2 separate regions of the Homo sapiens genome follow, and region 1 is linked to region 2. The links are chromatin contacts, found by Hi-C in ENCODE. All regions are on one chromosome and are shown on one strand. Each heading gives the region's core, a stretch centred on a gene start or an enhancer-like site at or near the end of the contact. The rest is flanking DNA. Distances are from core to core; before and after follow the strand shown.

What was found. A loop is a pair of places that touch in the nucleus more often than their neighbours do. Pooled maps may share reads with other maps.
Region 1: a loop to region 2 is called in a map of B cell, with 34 times the contacts of the local background. The contact joins the promoter of ARL4A here to the promoter of MIOS in region 2. A Hi-C loop is called at or near these places in 2 of 168 maps with a recorded cell type or tissue (B cell and CD8-positive, alpha-beta T cell) and 7 of 50 pooled maps.

Annotation. Positions count from the first base shown.
Region 1 is chr7:12,685,902-12,690,406 of GRCh38, reverse strand. ARL4A (ARF like GTPase 4A) reads right to left here and starts at 2,774. Exons shown (of 2, transcript NM_005738.5): 1 at 2,679-2,774; 2 at 1-2,241. The coding sequence starts at 2,152. The coding sequence ends at 1,550. It also overlaps the pseudogene LOC100505995. RefSeq lists silencers at 3,210-3,259, 3,460-3,739 and an enhancer at 2,729-3,265.
Region 2 is chr7:7,564,486-7,568,982 of GRCh38, reverse strand. It overlaps MIOS (meiosis regulator for oocyte development), which reads right to left and starts at 2,099. Exons shown (of 13, transcript NM_019005.4): 1 at 1,911-2,099; 2 at 1,295-1,376; 3 at 860-957. MIOS-DT (MIOS divergent transcript) reads left to right here and starts at 2,918. Exons shown (of 5, transcript NR_110084.1): 1 at 2,918-3,069. RefSeq lists an enhancer at 1,309-1,378 and a silencer at 1,629-2,278.

The sequences.
Region 1 (4,505 bases), core at 1,525-4,024, 5.1 Mb before region 2:
GGAATATTTAACATATGAAGGCTCCACATCAAGCTACTTCATTCATTTTGTGTGACACAAGAATCAAGGTTCCAAAAACTGTTATGCCACTGAAAAAAAAAAAAAACAAAAAAACAAAACCCAAAGCCAAAACAAATCCTGCTAGCAAAGTGCATTTCTTTTGGTGATTTTTCAGAACAGCTGTTGCTTTAGACATAAAAAATAAGCTGATTTAGTAAAATATGGTCACTGGAAGTAAGTGTCTGTAGATAAGAATTAGATAAAGGCCTTTCCTCCTTATAGAGCTTTTTATTCCAATGTAAACAGCACCAGTGAATTTTCATAAAACAGGTTTGTTATTTTCCCCTCATTTTCTATAATTGTAATTCTTATCTGCCATACTGTTACCATTTCTTCCTCTCTATAATCAGGACTGGACAGCCCATGTAACACTGTTCAATTTGTAAACAAAAAATTAAAGCTCGGAACACATACAGGTTATCTTTTACATTTTCATTCTACAGCGCATCAGGTATATTTATAAAGCTTTTGCTCTTCTCAACACACTACAAAAATATATAAAAACCACATTTGTTTTTAGCCAGCAAATATTAATAAAACAAATATCTTGTAACTGGAATATTTTAGAGACCACATATTTTAATTACATCCTCTTGACTAAATCGCCTTCTTCATAAATCCATATATGTATCCAGTGCATATTTATTAGTTTACATGCCCATATTTACTATGAATGAGTCAATCATTTTAGGTTCTTCAAGTGAAAGTGCTTCTGACAACAAACTATTCCTATAATAGCCCTAAATCCCCAAAAAAGTTGTTTTAAACCTGTGTAGAACGATGCATAGCTATTTCTAAAAAGTAAGACTACACACCAAAACATGCTTTGTCAGGAAAACTAATCCATGCACTTGAATATACCCCAAATATCTTATTTTTAATAAAGGTAGACCAACTTAAACATTGTCTAGAATTAAGCTATACTATTAAATTACTTGATTCCAGAAAGCGTCAAAAATCATTTGGCAGAAACTTAAAAAAGAAAATACTTACTCCTTGTCCCTTACTTCAAAAAAGGACTGGTTGGACCAATGTGATCAATATAACTGCATATATGTTAATCTACCTTAACATTTCCATCGATTAGCACTTGATCGTTACAAAGCCTTGTATGCAATTTTCTTGCAAAGGCTTCCCCCCGAAAGATGTAAGCACAAAACACTAGGCAGACACTCTTTAAAGTTTTATTTCACTAACTTCAGACCAAATTCCCACAACTGTGTTCTGGTCAATTTACTATCCTTGCTTGGCTTCCCCAAATGGTAGTACCAAAAGATTTGTGGGGTAGGGAGAAGAGACCACTTTAAGAAGCACTGCATTTACTCATCTTCCACAAGGCAACAGAGTTGGGCATCTGATTGTTCAACAAAACAAAGCTTTAATAGCATCCAGGAGGGCAGACAGGCAAACCACGCTGTAGACACTCTTCTATTTGTCAAAATCAGACCAGAGAAAACCTACTCCACACAGATATAATAGGTATTGATATTCATCTTTTCTTTTTCTGTTGCCGCAACATTTTTCTTCTTTTAATGATCATATCATGTAGTTTCTCAAGTCCTTCCTTTAGGCCATCTCCTATGATTGCACAGGTAGGCTGCAAATGCCAAGGAGTTGATGAGCTCAGTTCACCCATTGCTAACAATTTCTCAATTTCTGAAAGTGACAATGAGTTCCTCAAATCTTGTTTGTTAGCAACTATAAGTACAGGGACTCCCTGATTTTCTGATATCCTAGTTATTTTGTGAAGTTCAGTTTTGGCTTCTTCCATCCTTTCGACATCAACAGAGTCCACAACAAATACAATGCCATCTGTGCATCTGGTATATGACTTCCACAGTGGCCTTAATTTCTCCTGACCACCTACATCCCAGAAGTGAAAAGTGACTGTTTTAGAATTTCCCAAGGTTACCTTAATTTTCTCAGTGTTAAATCCTTTGGTAGGTACGGTATTTACAAATTCATTGAACTGCAGCCTGTATAAGACAGTTGTCTTTCCAGCACAGTCCAAACCCAGAATAACAATGTGGAAAGACTGAAATGAAGGCAGGTTGGACAGGATAGAAGTCTGGTCTGACAGCCCATTCCCCATTTCCAGGTGCAAATAAATGTCCCAAATTGAAATGCTTTTCTCTTCTTGGTTTACAACTTCTCTTGGTAGCTGATCCAGCTATAAGACTGCTGGGAGACGGAAGAAGGAATAAGTTATTCTCCCGAAATAATACATTAAAACAGGTTTGCTCTACTTTGCTAAAATAAACAACACGAAGAACTTACTATAACTTGCTGCGCTAAACAAACCAGACGAGATATGAAACGTACATGAAAACACACACAGTCCAAGACAAACGATGGAATAACAGTGATTGAAATTATCTGGTTTACTTAAATTGCAGTAATATGTACGTTTTTCTCCTGGGTCCCCAAACCTCAAAGACCTCATTCTGGAAAGAACCCAGTCACCAGTATCTGGTCTAAGTGGCCGTAACCACAAAGTGCCTATCTGGCAGAAAACTCATAGCAGATAGTCCTATCTTCGGAATCTAATTCCACATGCTTAACAGCATACCCAAGATCACTATTACCTCCTACCCCTTGCAAAATAACAACGTTCTCACCTCCCGATCTGGAGTCTGGGTCCAAATGAGAAAGCATTGGCAGGCGTTTCTACGCAGGGATAAGCACCCTTCCAGCTTAGCTCTCCAAGCAGCTCTGGCAGTTGCCGCACGAGAAACCTTGGACTCAGACTCCGACCACGCCCACTCCTCCCGGTCCACTCATGATCCCAAATCCCATTGGTCACCCGCATCAGGGAAGCCATGCAACTCCCGCCCCCGCTCCCTAATTGGTGAGGGTAACTGCCGCTCCCAGCGCGGCGGAGCTGAGCTCTCTCTCGGTCCACCGGCACCACCTGTTGCCCTTAAGTTAGAAAAGGCGGCGTTCCCAGAGGGAGCCGAGCAGCCGCTGCAGGTGAAGGGGAGCCTCGGGCGGTCAGGTCGCCGCCAGGCTGCCGGCTCCGTTCGGCCCGGCGCACCTGCAGCGCAGCCAGGGCGTCAAGCCAAGGCTCTCACATCCGGGGCCCGCAGTCACTGCCAACGCGTTAACCCTTTGTCCGCGGGCCCGAGGGTGCCGGCTGTTGCCGCGCGGGCCCCTGAGGCGCTAGAGATCCCACCTGGCGCGCCCGCCGGGATAAGCCCATCCTCCCCGAAGTGGGATCCCTTCACCCTGTCCCTCCGCACACGACCGGCTCTTCTCCCTCGGCAGGGCGTGGCCGCCCCGGCCGCCCACCCCGCCGCGGCTCACCTGACTAACCGTCCTTCCCTCTTCTTCATTCAGCGTCTCTCCCAGCCGCTGGGGAGGCGCGCTGATACCTGTTCCCTGGCACCAGGGAGGCGTGGGCGATGGCAGAGGACTGGGCGCCTGGCGGGCGCCGCGCGCCAGGCTGCCCTAACGGTGCTCGCCCGGCAGCTCCACGCGACAGTCCCCGCCCCCTGCCCGCGCGCCGCCCGGGCGCCGGCCTGTAGGGGGCGCGCAGGAGCCGCGTCTCCTAGCAACGCCAAAACAAGGTCGAGTTCGAATCGGCCTAGCGCTGGCTGCCCGCGAGGTCGGATGGGACTTCCGGCCTCACCCCTGAACGGTTGCTCCGGGTAGCTCTGTCTGCGGCGGCCCGCCAGCCTGGCACAGGCCCCGCCCGGCACCGCCTTCCCTCACGTCGTCTAGGGCGTCCGCGGGGCAGCAGCCACGTGATTCGCGGTTAGGGATTCCATAGTTCACGGGTTACGGCACACACGCGTTACGTATATATCGAGGTGACGTGGAAGTCCCCCAGTAGTTGACCTTAAACAGCCTGGGTTGACTGGCCTGGTAACTGCGCCTTCATTCGCTTTTTGTAGAGCAAATGAACGCGCTGTCTCACGTGTTTCTAGCAGCATCCCGGGGAACTGGCCACAGATAGAAATATTCCAGTTTGACACATAAGGAAATACACTCTGAAAGATGAAAGGGATGTTTCTTTTTTTCTTTTCTTTCAAATTGCTCACACAATTTTAATTGCAATAGATATAATTTCCAATATACCATTCAACTACACCATTTGTATGTGCTGGAGTGAGACAGGAGTATTTTGATTGAGTGTCCAGTTCTCTTTAAAACTAGCGTTTGCAGTTAACGACTTGGAAAATACAACACAAAAAGCCATCTAGCCTTTTTTTTTTTTTTAATCTCTATTTATCCCTTCAAAATTCCCTTTGTGGCCATATACATACTAGGTGGCTCTACCTGCAGAAAGCTGCATTTTCCAAGCAGCGGGAGAGTTTAATTCTTAACTTTCCTGTACTCCAGCCTCTGCTGGCTCCCTTGCATTTTTGTTTCCATCCTCTTCTTTGTCTTCTGTGCCTTTCGTTCTAGGTTAATCTGCGCAAGCTCTTCACTTTTGTCTGAATGTA
Region 2 (4,497 bases), core at 850-3,349:
CAAAACATAAAATACGAGTTTTAGCATAAAATTTAAAACTTTGATTTACATGACTCTCAACGGAGAATATCAGCATTTCTTCCCATGTTATGCACCTAAAATACTTCTATTGCCATCCACAAAATCTGATGACAGTAATTCATACAGAATCAAAACTTGAGAGAAAAAGACTAGCTAAATCTTCTAATTTCACAAAGGAGTAAAGTGAAGACCAGATGTTTGGGTGGTTATCCAAGGTCTCTCAACTTCCGTCCTAGATTACTGCAAAGAAAAGGATCAGCTACACGATATGCAGGACGTGGTGCAAAATAACAATGCAGGGCCCCTCATTTAAAAATTATTTACAATGTCCAGACAGTGACAGCAGACTGGCCATTAAACTAAGTGCTAGCCATTCTAAATGCTGGGCTCTGTGCTACTGCACAGGTTGCACATCATAAGAGTAGCCCTGTATAGAGAGGTGCATCTATGTCCACCCTTTTAAGAAGTGTATTTTTTTTCACCATGTAATATACAGGATAAACAGTTCCTTGCTCATGAACATACATCACCAAGAATCTGGTGTAAAGAAAACAATCTAGAGTCAGAAATCCTACAGCCACTCCCCAGCTCAGATCCTAACAAATCTTGTAATACTCCAAAACCATAAAACCGAGATAAAATCTATCCCATTTCCATCTCACAAAGCTGTGACAATCAACTGAAATGAGCTCTTCACATCACACAGATGTTAGTATTACTACCATTCCCTTAATCAGCCCTGAAAGTTAATGTTTTTTCCAAATTTTGGAGACATTAAAAAATTAGGTGTAGAAGGGGTGCGGTCTGCAATAATTACAGCTTGTATTTATATCCTCACCTTTCAAGTTTAACAAGTCTCACTTCCCATCAGTGATTTCTCAGCAAAGGAAAGCCATGCTGATTCTGTGTTCATTCACCAGAATATTTGCAACAGCACTGTCCAAAAGAAATACAGTGTGAGCCATATGATTTAAAAATTTCTAGTAGCCACATTTAAAAAGTAAAATTAGGTGGAATGAAATTTAAAAACACATTTTATTTAGCCAACATATCAACAGCATTATCCTTTCAATATGTAATCAATGCAAAAATTATTGAGGATTTTTACGTTTTTTTGGCACCAACTCTGGGAAATCCGATGTGTATTTTACACTTATAGCACATCTCAATCCCATGTGGCTACTGGACAGTGAAGTCCAACACATTAAAATACTACTCAGTGTACAAAGGATCCAACCACATGCTTTTTGATGTTGTCTTTTACTTTTCTTACCGTGGCAAATTACGAGAGCGGTTTCAAGAAATTTCCACCATCAGCATCTTCGAGGAGATGCACTGCACATATCCAAATTTCCCTTAAAATATACAAAAGGCCTGCAGTCATTTGCTAACCTATTCAGCAAAGTCCACAACATGTGTGAGGTTTCATTCATCCTCTTAATTTTCATTACTCATATGAGAAGAGAACAGAGCTCACCGGGAGACAGGCCGTTTAAGAAGTATAGTATTTAAGAGGGTACAACGGGAACAGGGCACGTTGCTATTCTAGGTAAAGCAGGAATCTGAGTCCGACTCTCCCGCTCCAGGCACCTGGCTGAGCCTCCCGGGAAAGGCTGGGACGCCGCTCCCCACAAGCCCGCCGCGGCGAAGGCTGTAGCGTGTTCCCTGCGCCCCGAGGAGGTCTCCGCAGGTCCCACGGCCGCCCGCAGCCCCCGGTGGCTCCCGCTGAGGCCCGGCCAGGCGGCCGGCCGCCCGGCGCGATTACCCTACAGCGCGGAACGCGCTCCCCGCCGAGACGCCCGGGCCTTTCAACTAGGCTATCTCCGGCCCCTCGCTGCGGCCGCGGCGCTCCCGAGAGTCGAGACGCGAACCGGGTCGCGCTCACTGACCTGAGGTGGCAGCGCGGCCGCCGCACAGCCGCTTCCGGCCGGGACACCGCCCCGCCCGCCGCAGGAGCCCGGACGCGGGCAAGATGGCGGCCGCGGCCGTGCGGCCCGTGACCTGGACCACTGGGCTGGGACCCACGACCCCACCACCACGCCTGGAGGACGCGCAGCGGCGCCTCGGCCTTGGAAGGGGAGTTTCCCAGCGCGAGCCCCGCCCTTCCCCGCCCGGGAGGCGCCTCGGGGCGGGGTCACTGGCCGGGAGGCCCCGCCTTCCGCCCGAAAGCGCCGGTGCACCCCGCAGGCCCTGCCCGTGGGTCCACAGGCCGGATCCCCGGGTTCCTAGGCTGGGACTGCTTCTCAGAACCACTCTGTCGTTTTTAAGCAGGGTCACACACTCTAGCTCACTGGGTCCATTTTAATTTCTATTAAACATTTTTTTTTTTTTGCAAATGATGTAGTAGGAGATCCAAGGTGTTTGGTTAATGATTTATTCACTCATTAGTCATTCCACAAACTTGTCTTGAGCACCTGTTATGTACCCAGCACTGTGCTGGAATGCTGAGGAGACAGGAGTGAAGTAAAAAGACATGGTTCCGGCAGGAAACAGGCAAGGAGAGCCTTGACTTGGTAGGGCTAACACAGTGCTACACAGGAGGGACGCCCGCTCGGTGTCGGGGGTCAGCAAAGCTTCCTTAAGGACCACTAGGTTGAGACAAGAAGGATGAGTATGGGATTAGCCAGGAAAGGGAAAAGGGCAGTGGGAACTGGAAGAGAAGAGCCTTCTAGGACTGGGAAAGAGCAAGTGCCGGGTCAGGAGAGAGGACATAGCAGTGAGGAGGCAGTAGGTATGGATGAATGAGCAGAGGAAGTGGGGAGAGATTAAGGTGCTTTCAGAAACGGGTTGGAAACCAGTTTAGTGAGTTTGGATGGCATTTACCTAAAGGCAATGTTAGAGTCATCGAAAGTTTTTAATCAGGCAAGTGGTATGATCAGTTTTTTGTTTTGTTTTGTTTTTTTTGAGACGGAGTCTGGCTATATCGCCAGGCTGGAATGCAATGGCGCGATCTCTCCTCACTGCAACCTCCGCCTCCCGGGTTCAAGCGATTCTCCTGCCTCAGCACCTCGAGTAGCTGGGACTACAGGCGCGCGCCACCACGCCCAGGTAATTTTTTGTATTTTTAGGAGAGATGGGGTTTCACCATGTTGGCGAGGGTGGTCTCATTTCTTGACCTCGTGATGCGCCCACCTCGGTCTCCCAAAGTGCTGGGATTACAGGCATGAGCCACTGTGCCCGGCCAGTATGATCAGTTTTTGCGCAGAGAGCTGGAGGGATAGAGTATCAGAATGAGGGATGATAGAAACGCAGGTTACCAGTGGCACGGAGAGTGGGCATGGAGAGAAGTGGGGGCCCTGGGGAATACTTAGAAGGCGGGATGAACAGAGCTTGGTGACTGACCAAGTGAATGACGGTGAAAGAGGATTCCAAGTTTTTTGTTCCCAAAACTGAGTGAATGGTGCTGCCTCAGGTGTCACGAGTCTGACCTCGAGGCAGTCTTCAGATGTCTGACAGTCTTTGCTTGTCTGTTCATGATTAAAAGTGGGTGGTCTTGGGCTTGTGGTGGTGATGGCTGTAAACAGCATAATGAGCTTAGTCCTGATGATCTTGGTGGCAGATGGTTTTGATAAGATGATGAGTTTGGGGAAAGTATTGCCTTTCCAATCCTGCCATTAGAAGAATGTAGGCTGAAGAAAGTGCTGTATTACTGAGAGGAGACATGACAGTATTCATCACTTCAAACACTATCTTGCCAATCTTCTCAGTGGTTTTGACCCTGGCCTCAAACCCCCACACAAAACCTCAGATCAATACAAATCTCTTCCTTATCCACTCCTACTATACATAGTTGAGGACAACTTTTCTGCTTGCACTCAGGAGATGACACTGCCTCCTACTTCAGAAAAGAAAATTAAAACTATTAGCTAGAATTTGCACAACCTCCCACTGCTTCCTCCTTCCCTCCTCCAACATCTTGATTCACTACCATTCTTACCTTCTTTTAGGTGACAAAGAGTAAGAGGAGGAACCCCATGTATATCTCCTCTTCTGGGACCTTGCACCATCAATTACTTCACTTCCATGTATCTTTGCCTCTCCATTTCTACTGGTTCTTTACTTTCAACACATACTCAAGTTATTCCCATTTTCTCTTCAAAGGAGAGGATCATATTTGCTCTCTGTAATTCCACTTCCCCCTCTCTCCCTTGAATTCACTCCATTCAGTCCTTCATGCCCACCATGCCACGAAACTGCCACTTGTCAAGGTCACCTGTGAGCTCCATGCTGCCAGTTTCAATGGCCAAAGCTTCACTCTTGCAACTTCTGTTGTTCTTGACTACTTCCTCTCTTGACATGTCTCATTCACTTTGTTGCATATCATCACTTTCTTCTGGTTTGTCTTTTATCCCTGTGACTTCACTGTTCCTTAAACATGACAAGCATGCTCTTGCCTCAGGGCTTCTTCACTAGCTATTCCCTCTGTCTGGAATGCAGAAATCTACATGACTCATACTCTCCCTTTACTCAAGACTG